3 separate regions of the Homo sapiens genome follow, and all the other regions are linked to region 3. Evidence: read pairs that join two places in POLR2A ChIA-PET (ENCODE). Cell type or tissue: GM12878. All regions are shown on one strand. Region 1 overlaps LOC124904186 (a long non-coding RNA gene). Region 2 has its middle 68 kb from the start of LINC01753. Region 3 overlaps PLPP3 (phospholipid phosphatase 3).

The links. Peaks named below come from ENCODE experiments on the same cell type or tissue, not always from the same donor. Only the 100,000 strongest peaks of a DNase experiment are listed, where the experiment ranks them.
Region 1: POLR2A ChIA-PET joins it to region 3 with 6 read pairs; 3 of 35 experiments call an interaction of 5 or more read pairs at or near these places.
Region 2: POLR2A ChIA-PET joins it to region 3 with 8 read pairs; 4 of 35 experiments call an interaction of 5 or more read pairs at or near these places.

Annotation. Positions count from the first base shown.
Region 1 is chr1:56,225,728-56,233,727 of GRCh38, forward strand. LOC124904186 (a long non-coding RNA gene) reads right to left here. Exons shown (of 4, transcript XR_007066107.1): 4 at 7,765-8,000. Among named protein-coding and RNA genes, the nearest start is that of LINC01767, 190 kb to the right of the region's middle. In GM12878, no CTCF peak of the experiment used is centred here; no DNase peak of the experiment used is centred here.
Region 2 is chr1:55,872,593-55,880,592 of GRCh38, forward strand. No RefSeq gene overlaps it. Among named protein-coding and RNA genes, the nearest start is that of LINC01753, 68 kb to the right of the region's middle. In GM12878, no CTCF peak of the experiment used is centred here; no DNase peak of the experiment used is centred here.
Region 3 is chr1:56,561,625-56,569,624 of GRCh38, forward strand. The region is part of intron 1 of PLPP3 (phospholipid phosphatase 3); the gene reads right to left. Among named protein-coding and RNA genes, the nearest start is that of PLPP3, 14 kb to the right of the region's middle. In GM12878, no CTCF peak of the experiment used is centred here; a DNase peak (open chromatin) is centred at 3,607.

The DNA of each region.
Region 1 (8,000 bases), 340 kb before region 3:
TGCCTATAACCCACTCAGAGAGAGGAGAGTGATTTTTACATTTGATGACCATCTACTTGACTTATGTACTTTATTAAAACAAGCAATGTGAGCATATTTTCCAAATATTCATGGGAAATTATGGGAACTGTAAGTTACATTAAACATCAACTTGCTTAGTATTGACCCTATTGCATAAAAACAAATGATATGCTCAACTTTAAGTGTGCCTCTGTTTAAAGAATTGAATGAGGAAGGAAAATATGAGGAAGGAAGAAAATATGTTCATTCTATCCTCACTACAACTTCCATGAAATAGAGAAATTACTATTCTCATTTTACATAGGAGAAGTATGAGGCTCATAGGCAACAGAGGAGGATAAATGAGCAATGGTCAACAAAAGCATGGCCAAAACAAACACATTTTTTTAAAAAGTGCTCTTCTATGATAGCCATGTAGTCATGTTGTAATGGAAGAGTTCAGGCCTTGGAACCCAAAAGACCAAAGTTCAAATTGTAGGTCTGCCGTCTATTGTATGTATGACCTTGGGCATATTTTTGAACTTATTTTTGCTTCAATCACCTCAGCTGTAAAATGGCACAGTAACACCTATCTCTTGAATTTGTTGTGAGAATTAAATGAGATGTAGTATTCAGTGGATGTTCAATAATGATTAGTCCTTTTCTGCTTACTCACCATATTCCATGGTTCTTTCACTCTACTTGCAAGTGAAGGTTTTCTAGGGTCTATATCAAATCTAGATCCCCATGTTAACTCAAGCATTAGGGAGAAGAATGAATCAGTCAGATACATAGTCCAACCATCCCAGAGCCCTAACTCTGCCTTCCTGCCCACTCTGATACCACACAAAAACCATAACTTTGTTCATTACTAACAGCTTCCTTATTCTAACTCAGTCTGTGTCAAAATCTGGAGTTTCTAGAATCTTGGCAGTGGTGAGATCTTCTTACACATTAGCACAGGGCTTTTCCAACACTTCTACATAATACTCATTCCACAGAGTATTCACTAGTCAATACCAAATATAATATGTCCATTTTAAAGTGACCCAATGTCCATCTGCATATTAAGTGAACCAAGAACACCTGCAGCAGAGCACATCCTTAATTTTGTTCTGTCTACCATTTCCAGGTACTGACTATAGTTCCCTTTTGCAGAAGACCTAAAAATATTTTGTGGGACCAATGCACTGCAAAACACAAGTTCAGTGGTGTGGCCTTCATAGTAACAACTAGGACATGGAGATGGCTTCTAATCTACCTAGACTCTTGCTAAAACTGTAAGTTCTAGAATGCTGGTGGTTGTAGGGCACTAACCATCATGTAATCCAACTCTTTCATATTACCCACAGGTAATGTGAGGCTGAGAGATGGTAAGTTACTTTCCCAAAATCAGCCAGTAAGTTGGTGGGCAATGTCCGATTTCAACCCCATCCCCTGAACCCCATGTCAATATTCTCTGTGCAAGCACAGTACCTTTTCTATTTTCAGATTAGGCTACTGATTGAAGTAAGAGGATTTGCCTAGTGTGTTCATTCATTGATTCTTTCATTCATTTACAAATACTCATTGAGCACTTCTTGTGTGAAAGAAAATATACTAAGTGTTAAAGACAAAAAAGCTCTTATCTCTCCCTTTCAGGAGTCCATATTGTAGTGCAAATTAAGGTACACAAATATCAAATAGACAACACAATCTTGCTTTGCTCTCAGGGAGGTATGTACAACAAAGTAGGAAAATGGGGAAGGAAAAGGAGACCTCCTAGAAGAGAAAGATTCTAGAAGAAAAAGGAAGGCATCTACCATGTGAATAAGGTCTGGGGTGGAGGATTGATGAAGACATCCTGGAAAGATCAGGACTGTGTGAAGGCACAAAGTCTTGGGACAGAATGGGGAGCTTGGAGATTTTCCAATATGCCTTGCTTCAGGGCAACTGAGTGCAGAGAGGAAGGTTTATGGTGCTCTTAAACTTTGTGATCTGCCACTTCCCTTCCTATCTTTATTTACTATAATTCACCCATTTACTCATCATTTATTCGGCAAATGCTGATTCATATTTAGTATGGGTTCTGGACATGTGGGATAAATCCACAGGTCGTTTTCAATAAAACCTGCCCCCAAATCTCTACTCTTCTCTTCTACACACACACACACACACACACACACACACACACAGAGGCACACACACGCACACACACACACACAAATTTTCTTGTTCTTGGTTTACTGAGCACAGTAGAGGACAGTTAACTATCCTGAGTATAAGAGTGTCTCCACCAATTAAAACTCTCCATGGCCTGATAAAACTCTCCATTGGCTTTTAAAATGACCTGCCATCCTGGCTCCAGGCAGTTCTCACAGTTCATAACTCCCCGCAGCTGCCTGCTCTTTCCTGGGACCTTTCCAGGGTAATAACTGCTATTTTCCTACTCCATGAATGTGAGAGTGAGTTCAGTCCCTATCCACAGTGCCCACTGGATACTGCAGTATACCAGAGGCATTTAAAGGCAGTCAGTATACCCGCCTTTAAGTCTCAAAGGCAGGTCATCTACTAAGGAATTGGGCCTGAGGTGTAAGAAGCTAAGGCTTCCTACATTTAAAGAAATCACATCTATCTTGAGACAATAGCTCTTCATTTTTCTCATAAGAATTTCCTTTGGGAAGACAAAATATGATGTTCCAGCAAAGCACTGAGCTTGAAAATAAAAAAAAAAATTAACCCTGACATTGAATAACTTATCTTTTACCTTTCCGAAGCTCTATTTACAGTATCAGTAAAACGGATATAGTAGTATCTACTCCATAGGGTTATTAGTAGTTAAAGAAGGTAGCATGGGTAAAGTACCTGATACATGACAGGTGGTCAGCGACTATTCTAGATCTTACTTTGGTTTCAACCGTGCACTGTATACTTTCTGAGAAATTGTGAGGTCTCAAGTTTCCAAAGGCAACCGAGGACAAAATTCTCCAAAAGAAAATGTAATAATTGGCTTCTTTGACTATTTCCTTGAAATAGTAACTAATTAATGTACCTGACAGCTAGATGTTACACTTTTTGTGGCTCAAATTACAAATGGTCTTTACTTATGGAAAATTCCACTTTTAATTCCTAACTTATTAATGAAGCCAAAATGGATTTTTGTGGTTATCCGTTTGAAAGTTCCACTTTGTACAAATAGCCATGTGTCCCTGGGTTGGTAAATTAAACTATTTGACTCTTAATTTTCTCAATTTTATCAAGTATTAACAATAATTACAAATGTCATAGAAATATCATGAAGAATTAATGAGATAAATGTCCATAAAGCACAATCTTTCTCTATATTATTTTTCTAGCAATTAAAAATGAAAAAATAAAAACCATCACTGCCTACCATCAGTTGGATAATGTTCAGAAAAAACAACAAAAGAAAGAAAAAGAAGAAGAAAACAAACATAAAAAGTTAGCTGTAAAATAAAGAAACATTCATTATGAATTTATTACTCCAACTACTGTAAACTGTGTAGGAATCTGAGCTGCAAAGCTACCCATTAAACTGTCTGCTCTTTCCTGTTTAAACAAGGCCCCTCTTGGGTCGTGGCTGCCTGAGCCTTCGTGGGTCTGCATCCAGGAAGGAAGACGTTTCTACGGTAACCGCTGAGGCCTTCTCTGGAGGTTCTCTGGGAGAGGCCAGAGTCTGGTGCAAGTGACAAACCCCAGTTCCCTTGATAATGTACAGAAAGGTAGCAGCCATGATGTCCAGGCATGAGCAGAATGAGAGCATTCAGGCGTGAAATCTCTTTCAATTGGTCGTTTGTTTCCCCGATGGAGAATTCACTTTGTGCCACTCTTTTGAAAAATGGCTGATCTAGGCTTACTGGTGTATAAATAATAAATGTTCCAGAAGGAAAGATATTGTGATTTGGGAAGGGGGGGGTCATTAGCCTCCCGTCATAATTTGGTTCAAGTTTTTAGAAAGCTTGAAGTTGCAAGAAACCATAAAGAGTTGCCCAATAGCCTCATTTTATAAATTGATAAATAATTCATAGGAAGAGGAGAGGGGGTGGAGAAGATAAGCTGAAGTCATAGATTGAGGTGGTTGATATGAAAACATATCCTAAGCTCCTGATTAATAAGGCTTGAATTGTAAAATCTGGCTGTTACAATAGAATGTGGAAAGTGCTATGATGGAGGGTTGGACAAAAAGCAGTGAGAACATTAAAGAGGAGTGTTTGAGGCCACCAGTTACGAAGAAGAGAGAGAGCTGAGCTGAGAATCAAGAATGAGTAAACGTTGCTATCATTTATTAGCATTACAATGTGTTAAACACTTTATATGCATTGTCTCATTTAATCTTCACAACACCTTCTCAGATAAGTAGAATACCACTACCCATTGGTTTTTTTTGTTTATAAGACAGAGAAATAGGTGTAGAGAGATGAGTCACTTTCCACACAGCTAGGAGACGGCAAGGTCAGGATTCAAACCCAAGACAGTTTGATTCCTAAGCCCATGCTCTTTATTGACTATTGGTCTGCTGCCTTCCATAAAATGTGCAAGAGCTTCGTATGTGGGGTGAAGTTGGGAACAGTGTTCTGGGCAGAAAAAAACAGCACAGGCAAATGCACAGCTATACAATGTATGCTGTCTCCATCTATCAATGCTTAGTGGCCTTCCTAATCTCCCATAGCCTAATCTGTGGGAGACAAGCCTCGGCACTCCTTCTGAATCCTAAGAACCTGGCTCTGTCCAGAGAGAGACAATGTGCAGCTTGCCCAGTGATAAAATCCCTCACACATTTGGTGGCCTGGACCAACTACATCCTCCATGGAACCTGGAGTAGTAAAATCCATGATGAACCATTCTTTCTTTTACAGCTCACTTTTACAGTCTCTGGGTTTCTGGAGCCTTTAATCATTTGGATCTCTTTTCATTCTGAACACTTAGAGTATAAAGAATTTAAGTCTCAGCTTCTTTCCACAGAGACATGTTGGTCATTGGTGCATATAGCCAAAGTGGTTCCAGTTCAGTAAACAGTCTTTCATGACAAATCCATGGTTGGAGTTGGTGGAAAATTTGCCTGCTTATTAGGAGGCTACAACAGTTCCAAACAGAGTGAAAAATGAAGAAGATCATCTAGATGCCAAGGCCCAGTTGGCTATGTATGGGTAAAAACTATCTGGGTTACAGCAGTCATAGTTGAATGCTTGTTCTACAGGCAACGTGTTACATATAGTATGTCATAACTTCACTACCATTTCTCTTTACCATTGTACAGAGACAAAACTGAATTTCAGATCAGAAAAGTTACATTGCTTTCCTATCATACCAAGAATAAGTGGTCAAGCCAGAATTCCTACCCAGACTCTCTGATCCTCAAACCTCCATTCTTTCCCCATCACCTCAAAACTGTCAATCCAATGGTCAGTTAGAATTACCATAATTTGGGAGGCGGAGGTTGCAGTGAGCCAAGATCATGCCACTGCACTCCAGCCTGACAACAGAGCGAGAATCCATCAAAAAAAAAAAAAAAAAAAAAGAATTACCTTATTTTTGCCACCATTTTGTCTTGTGTTCCACAAAAGCCTATTGTTTTTTGTTTTGCCCACATTTTGGCAGGCAGCATGGGGCAGTGGCAAGTACCTTCTGTGCCACAGGCCCTATGCTAGTTCTACAGAATTCAGAGATTCCTTTGTTCTATAGGTTAGTCAGTCAATGAATATGTTCAAGGACCAACTATGTGCAAGGTGCTGATGCCAAAGGGGTGAGCGAAAACCAGAGACTGACCTTCGTGAGAGACCCTCACACAGTAATGAGTTTTAACCATTAGTGGGTAAAATGGGTGGTGGAGAGGGGTGCTGGTATTTTCATTGAAGTCAAAGAAAGTTTCCTGAAGAAGTATTAACTAGGCAACTGTGGGAGATAAGCTGGGGAAAAATAGGAGAGAAAGACAGAAGTAAAGCAGGTAACTAATCATAGAGTATGGTTCAGTGGCATGATAGGGTAAAACACTGCAATGGAAGAAGAGAGAAAGGGCGGCTTACCTAGCCTGAGGGTGGAAGGTGGTCAGAGAACACTTTCTAGAAGAAGAATATTTGAGCGGACAACAGAGGGATGCAAAAGAATTTGATGGATGAAGGATTGACTAGTGCACAGAGAAGAAATTAAACATGCAAAGATCCAGAGATGAGAGAGAACATGATATGTTTGGGAAACTGCAAGCACTTGTATGTGTTATGGGGACTAGGGGGTAAAGGAAAGACCAAGACAAAGTGGGAATGTTAAAGGGAGTGGAATTGGTAATAAAAAATAATACTACTGAGGAACATTATTCTGATGACAAACCCTCATGTAGGTCAGAGTGGAAGATTTGTTCTGATGTGACTACGTTGTCACAGAAGGGAAGAGAAGTGAAAAGGAGAGGGAAAAGGCGCTAATATTTGTTGAAAATATCTGGGTGCCAGATATTTTCAGGTAGAACTCCATTCTACAGAGGAAGAAACTATGGTACCAGAAGGTGAAGGAATCTGTCTGAGGTCACACATCTAGTAAGCAGTGTGCCAGCATCCAAACTCTATTCTTTCTGCCTGATTTCTGGAATCATCTTGTGCCTCTATTTCCAAGGACTTTCTAGTCCCACCAGAAGTAAATAATCAAGACTGGCAAACAATAATTGCATTAATCCAGACTCTTATCTGTAAATGACAAGAGCTCAACTTCTTGTTGAGGTTCAGGAAAAAATGAAGAGGTCAAAGGGAGAGCTTATGGTAGATATGTCAGAATTGACCAATATAATGAAGGAAATCTTGAGCACTCAGGCATAAGAAAGGCAGGAATCCACCTGGCCCTCAGGAACGATGCCTGCTAAGACCCTCTGCCCTTCTTGTCTAACTCTCTGCCCATGGACTCTTTCTTGTTCCATGTGGTGGGAGCTTGGTTGCCCTCAGTTCTGGAGCCTTATGCTTCACAGCTACAGAGAGACCCATTCTCTCCTTTGGGCTTGAAATCCAAGGGAAAACCTCTGATTAGCTCAGTGTGGGTCACGTGTTTACCCATCACTGCATCAGCTATGAGTAGGAACACAAGCTACTGGGGGGCTCACCCCATCCGTGCATATTGAGGGTCAGTCTCCAAAATTCTTTGTGAGTCAAAAGCCACTCCAGAGGGTATCCACTTAATTAATAACAGTAGTCACCATTTGTGGGAGATTACAAATGCCCCAGACCCTGAACTGAGAAAGCGTGTTAGTTCTATCACTGCCTCATTTGATTTTCTCAACAAGCACGAGAGGTAGTGCTCATCTCCAGTTCATAGATACGGAAACTGAGACTCATAAAACCCAATTAATTTGCTCAAGGTCCCACAGTAAGTAAGTGGTAGATGCAGATGTAAATCCTGGACACTGATTCCAAAGCCTTGTGCTTAATTCCCATACTTAACTATTCTCTACTTCCTGTGACTGCCGCCTTAGGCCTCAGCCTCCATGAGAAGCAAAGTAACAGTGGCTATAACCTGGAAGTCCTGGGATCTACCTCTGACACTGGTAAGCTGTGTGGCCTTGGACAAGACCCCTAATCTCTCTGTGCATTGGTGTTTTTGGTTTTTTGTTTTGTTTTGTTTTGTTTTTGAGATGGAGTCTCGCTCTGTCGCCCAGGCTGGAGTGCAGTGGTGCAATCTCGGTACACTGCAACCTCCACCTCCCGGGTTCAAGCAATTCTCCTGTCTCAGTCTCCCGAACATGCCACCATACCCAGCTAATTTTTGTATTTTTAGTAGAAAGGGGGTTTCGCCATGTTGTCCAGGCTGGTCTCAAACTCCTGACCTTAGGTGATCCACCTACCTCAGCCTCCCAAAGTGTGTGCATCAGTTTTACTGTGTGCAAAGTGAGAAAAATACCTTCTGCCTTGTCTACTTTTCTGATAATGAGATTAAGACAAGTAAAAGTGCTTTAAGAAAAACTCCATGCAAAACAAAGGTGAGCTATTATTATTTTCTCTCATATAATTCTAGCGTGCCATGAT
Region 2 (8,000 bases), 690 kb before region 3:
TCTTTCACATAAGACCATCTCACTTCTTAGTGCAATTACCTTATCACAATATACTCCTAATTCCTCCCTCCTGAACCTTAACATTTGTCTTTCATTTCCTTTATCCATAAATTGTAATCAAGTGTATTGTTGCTATTTTGAACAAGCCAGATCCATTAAGAAAATAGGTTTTACCTTAACTTATTCCTCTGCTAATGTTCTTTATGTAGATCTGAGTTTGACCTGTATCATTTTCCTTCTGAAGAGTTTAGCATTTCTTGCAAGGTAGGTTTACTGGCAACAAATTCCCTTAATGTTTGGCTCAGTGTTTCTCCACTTTTGAGGGAGAAAGTCAGTGGATAAGAGTTCTCCAGGTTGGTGGTTCCCCTGAACCCCCCGCAAACTAATATCTCACTCCACTCTTGCTTGCATGATTTCTGAACTCCAATGTAATTATTCTTCTCTTTCTCTACAGGCATGGTTTTAAGTTTCTAGTCTTAGTTCCAATGTATTTGCCATGAAAGTCTAGTTCTGATATTTGCTCTACCTTCTCAAACTGTATTTTTGTCTTTTAGCACATTTTGGAAAAAATTATTGGAAGGTGGACATTATATACTGGGTAAAATGAATTGATGTAAATAGGTTTTGTGTTTGGCTCGTTTGCTGCTTGCCGTAGCTGTGTCAGAGGCTAGGCTTTCCCCTTTAGGGTATTGGTTTCTGTTGCTCATTGTCTCTGGAGTTTAGAGATTTCTTGAATGAGGCCTGAGATGTGCAGTTTTTTCTATTGCATTTCCCTGCCCCTGCACAGGAGAACTAACTTGGTAGTGAAGTGTTAGGGGAGAGGAGGTATCCTAGAGTCCTCAGTCTTTGTGAGGTCTCAGTCTTTTGGTGAGCCTATTTGCCTGGGTTGTGATCTTCACAAATGCTTCTCAGTTTTTTTTTTCTTCCTTTCCTCCAACTTGAGACAAGATAGCTGGAGCATGATGCAGCTGAGCTTTTCCTTTCCCCCTAGTCAGTTAGGCTCTGATAAAACACCAGTAGTTTAGGTTGTAGCAAAATAACTTCTTTGAGGAAGAAGAATAGAATGCTCTGGTGTGTTTTAAAATGGTTACTTTTCCCCTCCTCTACCAGAAGCAGGAGGGGATTTTCCCCCTTATCTTCACTATGAGAAGTTGGTAGGGCTCCTAGAAGTAAAACTCACAAGAGTGTGCCCCCTACTTCCCAAGAAAGAGTTTAACTCTCAAACTTGCCCACACTAAACCTCCAGCAATTCAGTTACAGTACAGGTTTCCTACCTCAGTGCTTGGTCCTGCAAAGGCTTCTGCTAGTAGGTTTCTGACTTGGTAAGTTATCCTCTGTATCTGCTTTTCTGTCTCTCCAATTCTGGAGAGAGCAACTTGTCCCATGACCTCAATTCTGATGGCTCCAGGAAGTACTGATTTTTTTTTTTTTGAGACGGAGTCTCACTCTGTCGCCCAGGCTGGAGTGCAGTGGCGTGATCTCGGCTTACTGCAAGCTCTGCCTCCCAGGGTCACGCCATTTTCCTGCCTCAGCCTCCTGAGTAGCTGGGACTACAGGCGCCCGCCACTGCACCCGGCTAATTTTTTTTTTTTTTGTATTTTTAGTAGAGATGGTGTTTCACCATGTTAGCCAGGATGGTCTCTATCTCCTGACCTCATGATCCTCCCGCCCTGGCCTACCAAAGTGCTGGGATTACAGGCATGAGCCACCGCGCCCAGCCAAGGAAGTATTGATTTTTAATGTGTTCAGCTTTTTCTAGTTGCAGGGATAGGAGTGACAAGCTCTTCAGACATTAGGCCCCAAACCAGAAGCCTCCTACCACACACATTTTTAGGCAGCTCTTCCATCCAGGATAGGGTACGACGTATCCACAAGAGTCAGAATGTGTCATAGGTAGCTTATTTAACACCTTTCACTAAGATGTGTTGCATTACAAAGCCTTCCAGTACAAAATTATCCTTGTTCTTGGAAAGAAATGGATTATGGGTTTAACAACAAAAATCCTGCTCACCTCATACCTCTGTTTTGGGGCAGCCACCTTCCTACTCAGAACAGGATATCCTTTTTGGTTTGAAAAAATATTTTCCTCTATATCCCAAGAGACTATAAATTCTAACAGTGAGAAAAATCACAGTCCAGTAGCTCTGGCCGTAATTATGGCTTCTCAAGGGGGAACACGACCATTACATGGCATTTGACAATGAGAAGTTGCCAAATGCTTTCCCTGTGCATGGTTATTGGCAATGTCTTTTTGACTTAGCGCAGGTAAATTGTGTTTAGTCACCTGTAGAGAAATGGTTCTCCTGAGAGTCAGGCACAGCAGCATGGTGAGGCTGTGCCTCTGAAGCTGCTAGGCCAATGGGAGGAAGAAAAGGGGGAGCAGGCACTCATTTGGCCTGGACCTCAGGTTTAGACACTTAGTGGTTTCCTGCCATTTGAATGGCCTCACCATATCAGGTGTCAGCTGAGGCGTTGCATGAGGATTGAATGTTTTTTTTAGAATTATTTCAAAGAAGAGGCCCAAAGCCACATGAGGATGTTGAGGGTATGTCCTCATGTTACTATCTTGACTTTGCCACTGCTGGAGAAACTGCTAAAACCAGATTGTGTACCTGACATCTCAATAGGTCTGCCACTCCACCACTCTCGCTGAATAGAAAGGGGCTCTTTAATTGCTTTCCCAAGTTCAGCTTGGTAGGGAAGCTTTGACAGGTATGCAGGAACAGAGGTAGGCAATAGCTGCTTGTAGGTTCTGGAACATGGGAAGTTTGTCCATTTTGTATGGTCTTTGTAACTTGAGGCAGTTACTAGATTCCTTAACCTTCTATTAGTGTAACACAAGTAGTTATCAAGTTCTTTTATAGAGATGGGGTCTTGCTGTTACCCAGGCTGCAGTGCAGTGACACAGTCATAGCTCACTGCAGCCTCAAACTCCTGGGCTTAAGGGATCCTCTAGCCTCAGACTCCTGAGTATCTGGGACTTCAGGCATGTGCCACCACACCTGGCTTGCATTGTCTTCTATAGATCTGTTCCAGGCCGTTTTAACCCATATGCTGTCTGCAGGCATCAGCATTTACAACAAAAACTCTGGGGGCTGCCCTTAAGTAATTACCATTTACCCTTCTCTGCTACTTTCAAACTAATTTGGCGTTAGAACTTCAAAGCCACTGAGATGAATAGACAGTTTTGGGCGTTTACTGATGCAAGGTAGTGGCAGCAAAAGGCAAAGGGTTCCCTTCCATAACAGACAGATTAGCTTGGTTAGTAGACACTGCCATATAAGATTGTACTGCACAAATAGGTGCTTTATAGACACTTAAGACAACCCCTGTGATAATGTTGTGTGTCACCTTAACTGGACCATGAGCTGCCCAGGTATTTTGTCAAACATTCTGGGTACTTGGGTGTTCAAAATAAAGCCTGGGGTGTTTCCAGATGAGATTAAATCTTCAGTTGGTAGGCTGGGCGCAGTGGCTTATGCCTGTACTCCCAGCTCTTTGGAGTGCTGAGGTGGGCGGACCACAAGGTCAGAAGATCGAGACCATCCTGGCTAACACGGTGAAAACCCTGTCTCTACTAAAAATATGAAAAATTAGCCGGGCGTGGTGGTAGACCGAAAGATACAGATTGCCCTCTCCAATGTGATGGACCTCATCTAATCAGTTGAGGGTCTGAATAGAAAATAAAAGGCTGACTCTTGCCTGACTTCCTTCAAAGTGGGACGTCAGCCCTTTTTCTGCCCTCTACTCCAACTGAAACTTCAGCTCTTACAGGATCTTAAGCCTGCTGGCCTTGAGACAAGCACTACTCCATTGCATCTCCTGGTTCTCAGGCCTGCAGACTTGGACTGGAACTAGACCATCAGCTCTCCTGGGAGTCCAGCTTGCCAACTGCAGATCTTGGGACTTCCTAGCCTCTATAGTTGTATGAACCAGTTTCTTGTGATGAATCTCTCTATACACATCCTGTTGGTTCTCTTTCTCTAGAGAATCCTGACTAATATGACCTCCAAAGTGGTGGTTTTCTTGTTTTATAGATGAAAAATAATTTGAGATTAACCAAGAGTAGCACTTAGATTTGCACTGAGATGACTTCAAATCTCATGCTTATCATATTCATACACTTCAGTGACCACAGAAAAGCCAAGCAACCACTTTGCAACTAGACACCAAATTGTAAGCAGAGTACCAGAGAGAAGAGGCAGAAAAAGCTTTACAAGCAGGGATAATAGCCTGACCTGAAGCACAGGATTTAGAGTCTACCATGTATTCAGGGCAACATGACTAGCTCTGAGGCTGGAGCCAACTACAATGAAAATAAAGTTGACTCAAGGTTCTAAAAACAGATGAAAGCATTTTTCTACCAGAAGGTGAAGATAGCTTTTAGCACTGAGCTTTAAAAATGGGTGCCAAATTGCACCCCACACTTCAAGCCTCCTTCCTACACATGTTTATTCTTACTTTCCACCTAGTCTGTGCCCAGGTAAATTCTACCCAGCCTCTGCAAACCCAATTGACAGCTTACTTCTTCAAGGGCATTTTAACCCCAACTTTTTATCAAGTTCTTTTCATATGATCAAGAGCTAATGTGTACACAGTTCATAGGATCTTTTCTCTTGGAATAGGGACTTGTTTGTGGGAAGCACCCTGGGAAATACTCAGCTCTGGGCATTTAAAATATCTAAGATGATTAAGAACTTCAGGCGACTTTCTAGGTGCTGTCATCAAGTAGCAATATTTGAGCTTTGAATATTCAGTTATTGTGCCTGTATTATAAGAGATAAGTTAACCCAAATGTTTTCCAAAGTCCTTGTAAAACTAAGGACCAAACTGAATTTGGGAAAGTAATTCAAGAGTCTCCCCTCTCCCCAGACAAAGAGGTTTACTTGTTGTTACTATAGCCCAGATGTCCCTTATTTGCCAAATAACCACCTCCGTGCAATTCATCTGCTTGCCCTAAAACCTTTATATGGGTGATAAGAAAAATGACTCAGATTTCCACAGAGGTCCATAAACTTGTTATAAGTCTTACAACACCTCATGTCATGACAAGCAATTCAGTCCTTCTTAAATAGTTTTACCAGCTGGTTGCCCTAACTCTGAGTGGCAGAAATAAATCACTGGAGGAACTCATGGCCACAGGCTATAGAAACTTGAGTCTGTGCAAAGTGGAGAGGCAGAGTCAAAAAGGGAAACGACCTCTATCTAAGAGGTTTCTGACACTAGATATTAAGACTATTGGAAGGCTTTATCTTTGACTTATGCTCATTTGCCTTAAGATTTTAAATTCATAAACTACCATTTTTCATGCGGATTAGAGAAACGTTCCTGACAAGACTACAGATCATGGACTGCTGGACTCAATGTTTCAGTTAGGCTTGAGTGCTTGTCTGGAGTCACAGCTCGAGATAAACTCACTTAGCCCTCTCACCGAGGGGGTGGCTTAAGGAACTGCAGCACCTTACAAGGAACACCCTTGTTAGTCAGCTGAGGTAGTGACTGCTGGAAAGAGTTACAACCTCAGAGGCCATGTACTTTAGGTCCTTAATTATATGGGATGGAATTAAGGTGCCTGAACTTTCATAATCAGAGATTTAGGGTAAATGATGGGAAAGTTGAAAAAAGTTTGCTCTTAACATTTGTTTCATATTGGTGGAAGCAGCCTGTATCCGTGGTTATCAGATTAACATGCCTAACACCAAATGCTTATTTAATGATTGAGTGACTTGCTGGTCAAGGGTCTCTATTCAGGCAGCATGGCTTATGCTAAACTTAGATTATCCAAACTAAACCTGAATTTGGAAACTTTGCATGGTATTTGGATAGTTATTTCACGTCCAACTCTCAGTATCTTCATTTGTAAGACATAGTGAAATTAAGGAATAGCAGACTGCCTGTCAGAGGTGCCGAACCATTTCTCTTCCCCATCCATGAAAGTCGTCAGGTGAACCTCATCTGTTCCCTTCCATTCAGCTGGTACTTGGCCATTAACTACTATTGAGTACAAATGGACTGGAGTGAATGTTAGCATCAGCCTAGCATTTTATCTAGCCAAGACTTCAGCACATTTGAGTAGTAAAACCCCAAAGTAATATGGTTTAATCACAGTTCAACTTGAGCTCTCGTTTGCTCCATATATGAAAAACCCTGACCCAGAAGAATAGAATGCTCCAAAGAAGTGCCCAAGCCCTGACCTTGAGTTTGCTTTGAGAAACCCTGGTATAAGACAGCAGAGATATTACACAGATGCATGTAGTCAGAAGCAGCTTTCCTATGTGAAGGAACAGCTCAGCCCTACCTCGAGCCTCTTGTAAGCCGGGGGAAGCTTCTCTTTTTGTCTTCTGATCACAGGGATCATCAGCAGCTGCCATGATAGACAGCATAGGTTCTCATAGTAAAGACTGAGTGAGAGCTGAGAGATGGACCCCGTTTAGAGAACTGGGAAGGAGCTCTCGCAAGCAAGCTTCCACCTCCCTTAAAGCAGGCTAGGAGAAGTACAGATAAAAATGAAGAAGGAAATATCTCAGATCTGTGCAGTCTCCTAGTGCTTGTCAGAACTGCATACTTGGAATTATGGTAGAGATGAGGTAAAGAACCAATTCTCCTAAAGAAGTGAGAATATAACACCCCCAACTCTTTTTTTTTCGAAGAAGTCAGAGTCAGAATCTTACTAATTTTAACAAAAGTTAACAAGACAGTTTTCCATGTCCTGGAGGAAGGACTAGAGAATGAGAGTTCCGCTGAAATAAAAAGAATTCAAATACCATCTTACTTCTTTCCCATTTCTCTTTCTCCCCCAGCACCATCCTATTACAAATCTGCCAGCCTACAGACTAGTAAAACGCGCTGACCCAAGAGAAAGCAAAAAGCGGCCCCTTTCCCCGGCTCCAGCGCTGCTCGGCCAGGCTTCACTTTTAAAGGCGAGCATCATTGGTTCATGCGCCACAGGAAATGGAGCCATCACAGGACGGGCCAAAGACACCTGTCTTCTCATCCCTCTTCTCACTTTTCACTTCAAAGGCACGCACCTCATCAGGGAAGAAAAAGGAAAGCTGAGAGGAACTGAGACAGCAGTTTTAGGTGATGGGTTAATTATGCACAGTTGTGCCTTCCTCTCTCCTTTCTCAATCTTCGCCCCAAGTCCTGCCTCCAGGTTTATGCTGCAGAGTGTCCGTGGAAGGGTGGCTCTTACATGGTAGCTCTGAAAAGCTTGACATTATTTTACTAAGTGAATGCAAGAATTCTCATGTGGGCATCTCCACTCATGGATAGGATTGCCAGATTTAGCAAATAAAAGTACAATGAAATATCCAATTACACTTGAATTTCAGATAATCAACAAATACTTCTTTTTCGTACAGTTATGCCCTGTTTAACCTCTACTGTTCCACTAGGGATATACTTGTATTGCGCACTTACCTGTTGTTTATATAAAATTCAAATTTAACCAGGCATCCCACTCATGGGGCCCCAGACCAAACGGAAGCCCCCTCCCTACCCCTAGCCAAATGCTGGTTGAGTTTTTTGGGATGATAATGAGGAAAATAAGGCCAGAAGACCCACATTGCCCCTCATCTATAGCACCTGAAACTTGGAACCACCCAACAGATCCAGTTCTGCCCTGCCCTGAAGAGAGTTGCCTTCATTTTCAGCAGAGTCTAGAGAGTAATTTAAAGTTTGAATTGGCCCCTGGAGGAAGAACATTGTGTTAAACTTCCTATGTGACTTGAAATAAATTTCGTTTTCTCTGTGGGTGTTAATTTCCCCAATTGTTAAATGACTCAAGGAATTCAATAATGATGGCTACTAGTCACTGAGCCAGGACTTCCTGCTCCTTATTTCTAATTCTTTCAACAATGCTGCTAGTTAGGCATTATGACACTTATTTTACAGATTCACATTTTACAGAACTTAGAGAAACAATGGTCCCACAGGTAGAGCTAGGTCAGGTTTGAACTCTGATCCATTTGATTACAAATCCTGGTATCTTTTCAGTTCTT
Region 3 (8,000 bases):
CTTTTTTTCAATGAAAATTTTTCAGCACCTATTATGTACAAGGAGTTCAAAATCTATTTAGAAGAGATTTCAGAGAGGAGGCAGGCAGGATTTGAAGTGACTATCAAGAGGTAAGTAGCTTCTTTTTTGGCTGAGCACGGTGGCTCACGCCTGTAATCCCAGCACTCTGGGAGGCCAAGGCGGGTGAATCACCTGAGGTCAGGAGTTCAAGACCAGCCTGGGCAACATGGTGAAACCCTGCCCTTACTAAAAATAAAAAAATTAGCCGGGCATGGTAGCACACGCCTGTAATCCCAGCTACTCAGAAGGCTGAGGCAGGAGAATCACTTGAACCTGGGAGGCGGAGGTTGCAGTGAGCCAAGATCGTACCATTGTACTCCAGCCTAAGTGACAAAGCAAGACTCCGTTTCACAAAAAAAAAAAAAAAAAAAAAAAAAAAAAAAGGAAGTAAATAGCACATACCAAGCAAAGAGAAAGAATGGCATGGTAGAAAAGGACCTGGAAAAGCCCCAGAGTGGAGATGTCTGGGAGAAGGGTGTGAAGGGGTTGGGAGAGAGTGGGGTAATGGGGATGAGAAGCAAGAAATTGAAAGGTTTGGTTAGGGTTAGATTCTGAAGAGTCTCAAATATGCTGAGAAATGGATTCTGTAGTCAACAAGGGGTCAGAAAGTCCTGTTCTGAAGAGACAGGCCTATGTGATCGGGATTGTAGTAGTAACAAATGACCCTGTAGACTCACTGCATAAAGAATACACGGGGGAGGAGAGACTATCAACCTAGAAATAAAATCTGTAAAGACATTTTTTCAGATCTGGGTAAATGATAGCATGTGCCTAAAATGCAGTCGAAAAAGGAAGAATGGAGAAAAGAGAGCAAATTCAGACACAACAAAAAAAATATTCATTGTACAAACAAGAGCTTGCAGTTGCAAAATATTTTTCTATACCTGTGGGATACTATACCATTTGGTCTCAAAAGCTCTGTGAGGTAGGCAGGGAACAAATCATCATCCCCATTTTATCATTCACAAAATAGAAAACATTTGCCCAAGGTCACTCAGCTAATACAGCAAAGCTGAGACTGGAGGCAAGAACAGCATCAAGCTATCTCTTAGACTCAATATTTTTAAAATTTCATTTAATTATCAGCTCAGGACACCTGGCCATGTTTTTTCCATCTGTGTGTCCATCTTCTCATCTTGTCACCTTCTTCCTTAGGGCAGGTTCCACCTCTTATATTTCTTAGACTTTCCCTCAGCACTTTGTATTTATCTCCACAAATACTGGGAGAGATAGGCAGTGGACTCACAGGCATGTGCTTATCTGTCATTTTCTGGTAATACAGAAAATGATCAACAGCCCAGGATATACTTTCCCATTGGTCTTGTGGGTGTTTCCTATTCATCCTTGGTCCACAGTGGAGGAAGAGCCCTTGCTATGATTCCTATGGTTTGAGGGGCCTCTTGCCAGCTGCTTTCCTGCTCTGCATTCTAAGTGTGTAGGATCTGTACAAAATGGACCTACTCTAAGTCCTATTTAACTTTTCCATGGGTCTGTGTTTGTCAAAGCTTCATGCCAACTCTGTCAGAAAAAGAAATGCCACAAAACTTCTTTTAGGAAAGGGAGAAAAGACCTACTTTATACACTTGCTTTCATGCTAATCACACCACCATTCAAATCCCAACTGAATAGGGGCCCTACAATAGCCTGGGAAATACACGGAGCGTTTTCCAAAGTGCAGGCTCCTTCACTCAAAATGTTTCATTTCCCTGGCTTTTTAACACCTTTGGAGAAGACTGATAAGAAGAATTAACAATACAATCTGATATTGCTGTCTCTCTGCAGAAAAGATATTCCATTTCTGTAGAAAATTGGCCAAGTATTCTCCTACCATGGCTCCTGACCTTTTCTTCTAAGGCTCTACAGAACTGGAACTGAGATTCTCTCTGATATATTTTCAGTAAAAGTGGATAGATGGCCCAAGTGACCAGCTCAAAGCAGATTCTAGCAGAGCATTTTCCCTGAAATGTTAGTAAATGACCTCTGCTACTGATTAGCTGAATTATTAACAGTGTGTCACCAACCCATCAATGAGGATTGCTATAGACATTGCTGACCAAGTTCTGAGAAAAACAGAATGAACTTCAACCTCCACCTTCATAGTGTTGTTGTGAAATCCAAGTGAGTTAATAACGTATGAAAAGCCCCTAGCTCACTGCCTGCCACATATTAAGTATTCAGTAAAGTTCATGCCTCTCTCTTCCAGTGTAAAGGTTTGGAGTTCACGTCTATCCTCTACGGATTTACAAAGAAACAGGAAATACTGAAATGGACAAAAGACTTTAAACTTCAAGTCAAATCTGAACACTTTACAAGGTGTGATAATTTCATTTTTAAATTTTCTGACTTGCTTGCTTTCTTCATATGCTCATTATTGAAACTAATAGTGAAAATTCAAATTGCAATCTTAATTCTTGGAGGAAAGAGCATAGGTGTTGGTTGGGTCATAGCCTACAAGCTCCACCATTTTCTAGTCCCAAGATCCTGAGCAAGCCCCTCAATCTCTCTGCACAACGACTGTCTCATCTATAAAACCAGTTAGAGGAATACCTCCCCTTCAGGCTTGTATGATTTGATGAGATTCGTGGATGTGTCTGACTATACTGTCAATGCTCAAAAAGGTTAGTTTCCCAGCTTTGTTCCAACTGACATGTGAACAATGATATTTTGCATGTGGTGGTACTGATGTTTTGTTTGCTTTGAGGGGCTAGGTAACTGGAGATCTACAATGAGAAAAATTAATTGAGGCAAGAAAGAATATATAAATTCAAACTCTCAGATGCAAACGTTATCATTTGGTAGAATTGTTCAGTAAAAGGGATTATTAATTAATAATAAATCCTTGGATTTCACAGCTAGGGCAAGCACAGCTGCAACAACAAATTTATGGCAAAATCATAAGTAAAGGTCCCTCAACTCCATTAATAGCCTTAGGAAAATTAAACCTAAAATCAAGACAGCTTATTATTCCCCTCGAATTGAAAGCCCTGTATTTTGAATGCTTTGACTCAAGAAGTATATTTTAATTTCCCAGCCAGTCCCTAGGAATTCTGCTTTCATATAACATCTATAGAGCTGACCTTTCAAAGCAATCAGTCACAAAGGTGAGTGCAGCCCAAAATCCCTCCTGCGGTGTCACTGGAGCTGCTACTCTCCAGACAGATTTAAATGACAAACCCAATAAACAAAAGATTCTCCAGTAAGTTGGTAACAACTTTGGAAATATTTTTAAAATCTCAGCTTGCTGGAAGTTCCTCTCTCTGATCATATGTGTGTGCACTTGCTTCCAAGGAAGACACTGTGCTTCTAATGAAAACATCCATTAAGGCTAAGATGACAGCAAGACAAATGTAACAATGAGAAATAATGGATTAAGCCATTCTTCTCTATAAACCTACTGAGGCCAAATTGACCCAAACAGCTACTTTGGGAGAGTGTCTAATGAAATCTGCTGTGTGGCTGAGACGCATTCTGCCACTTCCTGTCAGTGGTTGCTAACTTTACAACAATGTGGGTCATTTGTGGGGAAGAGGCTACTGGTAGAAGTTCCATGTACTGCATTTAATGAAGGAGCTGCATCCGCAGCCACTAACCAGAGAAGCTCAAAATCTTTCAATGTGACTTAAAGGTTACACCAAACCACAAGGACAGTAGCTCGAGCCTAAGGTACAAAAAGGGTCACAAACAGAGTGACCCATTACCACTGCCTGATGTGAATGATAAAAGGCCTAAAGTCCCTTCTTTTTTTTTTTTAAATGATACAGAGTCTCCCTCTGTTGCCCAGACTGGAGTGCAGTGGCACAGTCTCGGCTCACTGCAACCTCTGCCTCCCAGGCTCAAGCGATTCTCCTGCCTCAGCCTCCCGAGTAGCTGGGATTACAGGCACCCGCAACCGCACCCGGCTAATTTTTGTATTTTTATTAGAGACAGGGTTTCACCATGTTGGCCAGGTTGGTCTCGAACTCCTGACCTCAGGTGATCTGCCCGCCTCAGCCTCCCAAAGTGCTGGGATTACAGGTGTGAGCCACTGCGCCTGGCCTAAAGCCCCTCCTTTCTTTAGAAAGCCTTCTATAGGATCCAGGACCCAGTGGTCTTCCTTACCTCAAAATTTAGAGCTGATGGTCCATTCTAGGGTGTCCAGCCTTTTCAGCAACAAAAATCCCTCATAGTTAATTCTTGCCCCTCTATGACACATCTAGAAGACATCTGTACTTACCAAGTAAACTATATTTCACATCGTTTATTTTTGCTAATCCAAGCACAAAAAGTGTCTCATCTCATCATTAGCAGAAATAAACAAGACCAGAGTGAACTGACAGCAGTCATTCACATCACAAACACAGCATGCTGATACTTTGACTAGTCTAGGCAGAGGCTGATGCTGTGAGTTAGGCTTGACAAGTTAATCACTGGTGAAAGTTCAGTATGCCTAGATATTTCTGAAGTACTGAAAATAGCAGAGGATGCCCCATGATTGACCTAACAGACCTTCACAGGTCCAGAGAACCACTAGTCCAACTCATTTTGGACGACGCTTCAGGGGTTGCCAATGCGAAAGCCAGCATGGAGTAGTGGAGAAAAGCATGGGATTCAGAAACACGTGGAGAATATAGGCAGTAGGGCCTAGTAGTTAAGAATGACCTCACCAGGCAGACGTCTGACCCCACCTCTCAAACTCACTCACTGCACCACCTTTGGTAAGTTATTTTTAACCTCTCTTACCTCCGTTCTGTAAAATGGAGACAATAGTAACAAGTACTTTATAGGCTCATTGGGAGGATTAAATAAGAGAATGTATACACGCTGCTTAACCTGGTGAGAGGTACCTAGCTAGCACTCAATAAATGTCAGCAATCGTCATTATTTAGTCAAGCTTGAGTCCAAATTCCAGCCCCGATACATATCAGCTGTAAGAACTTGGGCAAATCATTTACCCTCTCTGAGCTGCAAAACCAGGTTTGAAACATTTCCCTTATTCTGTTATTAAAAAGGTTAAGTGAGATATCATGTGAAGCACCTAACAATAAATGGGGATCCCTTTTCCTCACCCTTTTGTAATATTTGAGGTTTAATTTTCACATACTTACAACTTGATTTTTTAGTGCATTTATAGATCAACTCATTATTCAGGATTTGTATTTGTGTCTTATATTCTTTAATATTTCTTGGCATCCAGCACATGAGTCTAAAAGATACATGGTAATTTTAGTTCCTAAGATGACAACTACACATACACAGCCATATATCCAGAGGTGGGGAAAAGGGTGAAAAATCAGCCTCATCAGGAACTGAAAATAGATGGGTTTCTATTTCATGCCTTTAAAATATTGTAAAGCAGATCCCAGGGATATATAGGTTTTACTATTTGCATGTTTAACTGTTTTCAAAGTACTCTGAAGATCCATTCTTTGTTCTGCTGAGACAAGAGTCTGTACGTCACAGTCACAGCCTGCTTTGTGGAAGTGCTACTCAGTGGGTGAGCGGGTCTAGCTGACCACCCAGCATCGATTTCCCAGTCAGCTTATTGTTCTCTGCTCACTCATCTTAAACCCAGTGGCACCACTAAACTGATTCAAAACGTGTTTCTTTGTGAAAAATCCCTCTAAAAACAAAGTGACGCTTTAGTGGTTTTATGAATATGTTAATTCCAAATCTTCAGGAAAATTCTGGCATTGTTTCCCTTACATGTCTGCATTAATCTTAAGGTATTTCTTTTTTTTTTTTTTTTTTTTTTGAGATGGAGTCTCGCTCTGTCACCCAGGCTGGAGTGCAGTGGCGCGATCTCGGCTCACTGCAAGCTCTGCCTCCCGGGTTCATGCCATTCTCCTGCCTCAGCCTCCCACGTAGCTGGGACTACAGGTACCCGCCACCACACCTGGCTAATTTTTTGTATTTTTAGTAGAGACGGGGTTTCACTGTGTTAGCCAGGATGGTCTCAATCTCCTGACCTCGTGATCCACCCGCCTCGGCCTCCCAAAGTGCTGGGATTACAGGCGTGAGCCACAGCACCCAGCCCAATCTTAAGGTATTTCTAAAATGATGCAGCCTCAACGGAAAACAGTTTGGCAGTTCCTCAAAAAGGTAAACATGGAGTTACTATATGATCCAGGAATTCCACTCCTAGGTATACAGACCCAAGAGAACTGAAAGCATTTATATGGATATTCATAGCAGCACTATTCATAATGGCCAAAAAGTGGAAATCACCCAAATGTTCATCAAGTGGTGAAGGTAAAAATGAAATGTGTTATGTCTACATAATGGAATATTATTTGACAATAAAAAGAAATGAAGGATACATGCTGCAATATGAATGAACCTTAAAAACCGTACGCCAAGTGGAAGAAGCCAGTCACGAAAGACCACATATTATATGATTATACTTACATGAAATATTCAGAACAGGCAAATCTATGGAGAAAGAAATTGGATTCGTGGTTGCCATGAGATGTGGGAAGGTGGAGGAAAAATGGGGAGTGACTGGTAGTGGGTATCGTTTCTTTTTGCAGTGATGAAATGTTCTAAAATTGGTTGTGGTGATAGTTTACCTAACCGTGAAGATACTAAAAACCAAAAAAAAAGAAAAGATACTAAAAACCAATGAATCGTGTGCTTTAAAGAAATGAATTGCATAGTATGTGAATATCTCAATAAAGCTCTTTGAATAAAATACCATTGCAACCCAGGAAAAACCCTTTCTCTAAGCCAAGAGGATTTATAGCCCACTTATTTTAAGGGGCATTTGAGAAACTTAAAAAGTCCAGAACAAAAGAATATAACTCACAGCCTCGTCTTCATAATAAGGCTATGCACATAAAAAAGCATTTACTAATAGATTTCATAAATCTCCTATAAATCCTGCATTTAAAGTGTTTCTGGAAGGAGTGGCCTCACCATAGTTCAGAGGCTCCCAACCTGGAGTTCAGGAAGTACCTGTCATATCTTTCTTTTTCTTTTCTTTTTGAGACGAGTCTCGCTCTGTCGCCCAGGCTGGAGTGCAGTGGCGTGATCTCGGCTTACTGCAACCTCCGCCTCCCGGGTTCAAGCAATTCTCTGCCTCAGCCTCCCGAGTGGCTGGGACTACAGGTGCCCACCACCATGCCTGGCTAATTTTTTTGTATTTTTAGTAGAGATGGGGTTTCACCATCTTGGCCAGGCTGGTCTTGAACTCCTGACCTTGTGATCCACCCCACTCGGCCTCCCCAAGTGCTGGGATTACAGGCGTGAGCCACCGCGCCCGGCCCTGTCATGTCTTTCTTATCCAGCCCTCTCTGCTCCCACCACAGTACCCTCGGTTCAGCTTGCACTTGCCACCCCACTGGTCTTTAGCTCCTCTGCCTCCCATTTGCCTACCCTCAAATCCAGTCATCTCTCCCAAACCCAAATAAGATTAAATTAATTCCCTCCTCCAATCTTTTCATGAATATGTTCATTCCAAAGGTCTTTTATAAAACTATTGTATTTTTCTTACATACTGTAACTAGCCTTTAGTTTTTTGTTTTTGTTTTTTTGAGATGTAGTCTCACACTGTCACCCGGGCTGGAGTGCAATGGCTCTCTCAGCTCACTGCAACCTCTGCCTCCCAGGTTCAAGTGATTCTCCTGCCTCAGCCTCCTGATTAGCTGGGATTACAGGCGCCTGCCACCACACCTGGCTAATTTTTTGTATTTTTGTTAGAGACGGGGTTTCACTATGTTGGCCAGGCTGGTCTCAAACTCCTGACCTCGTGATCTGCCTGCCTCATCCTCCCAAAGTGCTGGGATTACAGGTGTGAGCCACTGCACCCAGCCGCCTTTAGATATTTCTAAAATGGTGCAGCCACTATGAAAAACAGTTTGGCAGTTCCTCAAAAAGGTAAATGTGGAGTTACCATAGGACCCAGCAATTTCACTCCTAGGTAGTAGGTTTCTCTATGAAATCTTCCAAGATAAAAATAAAAAGAA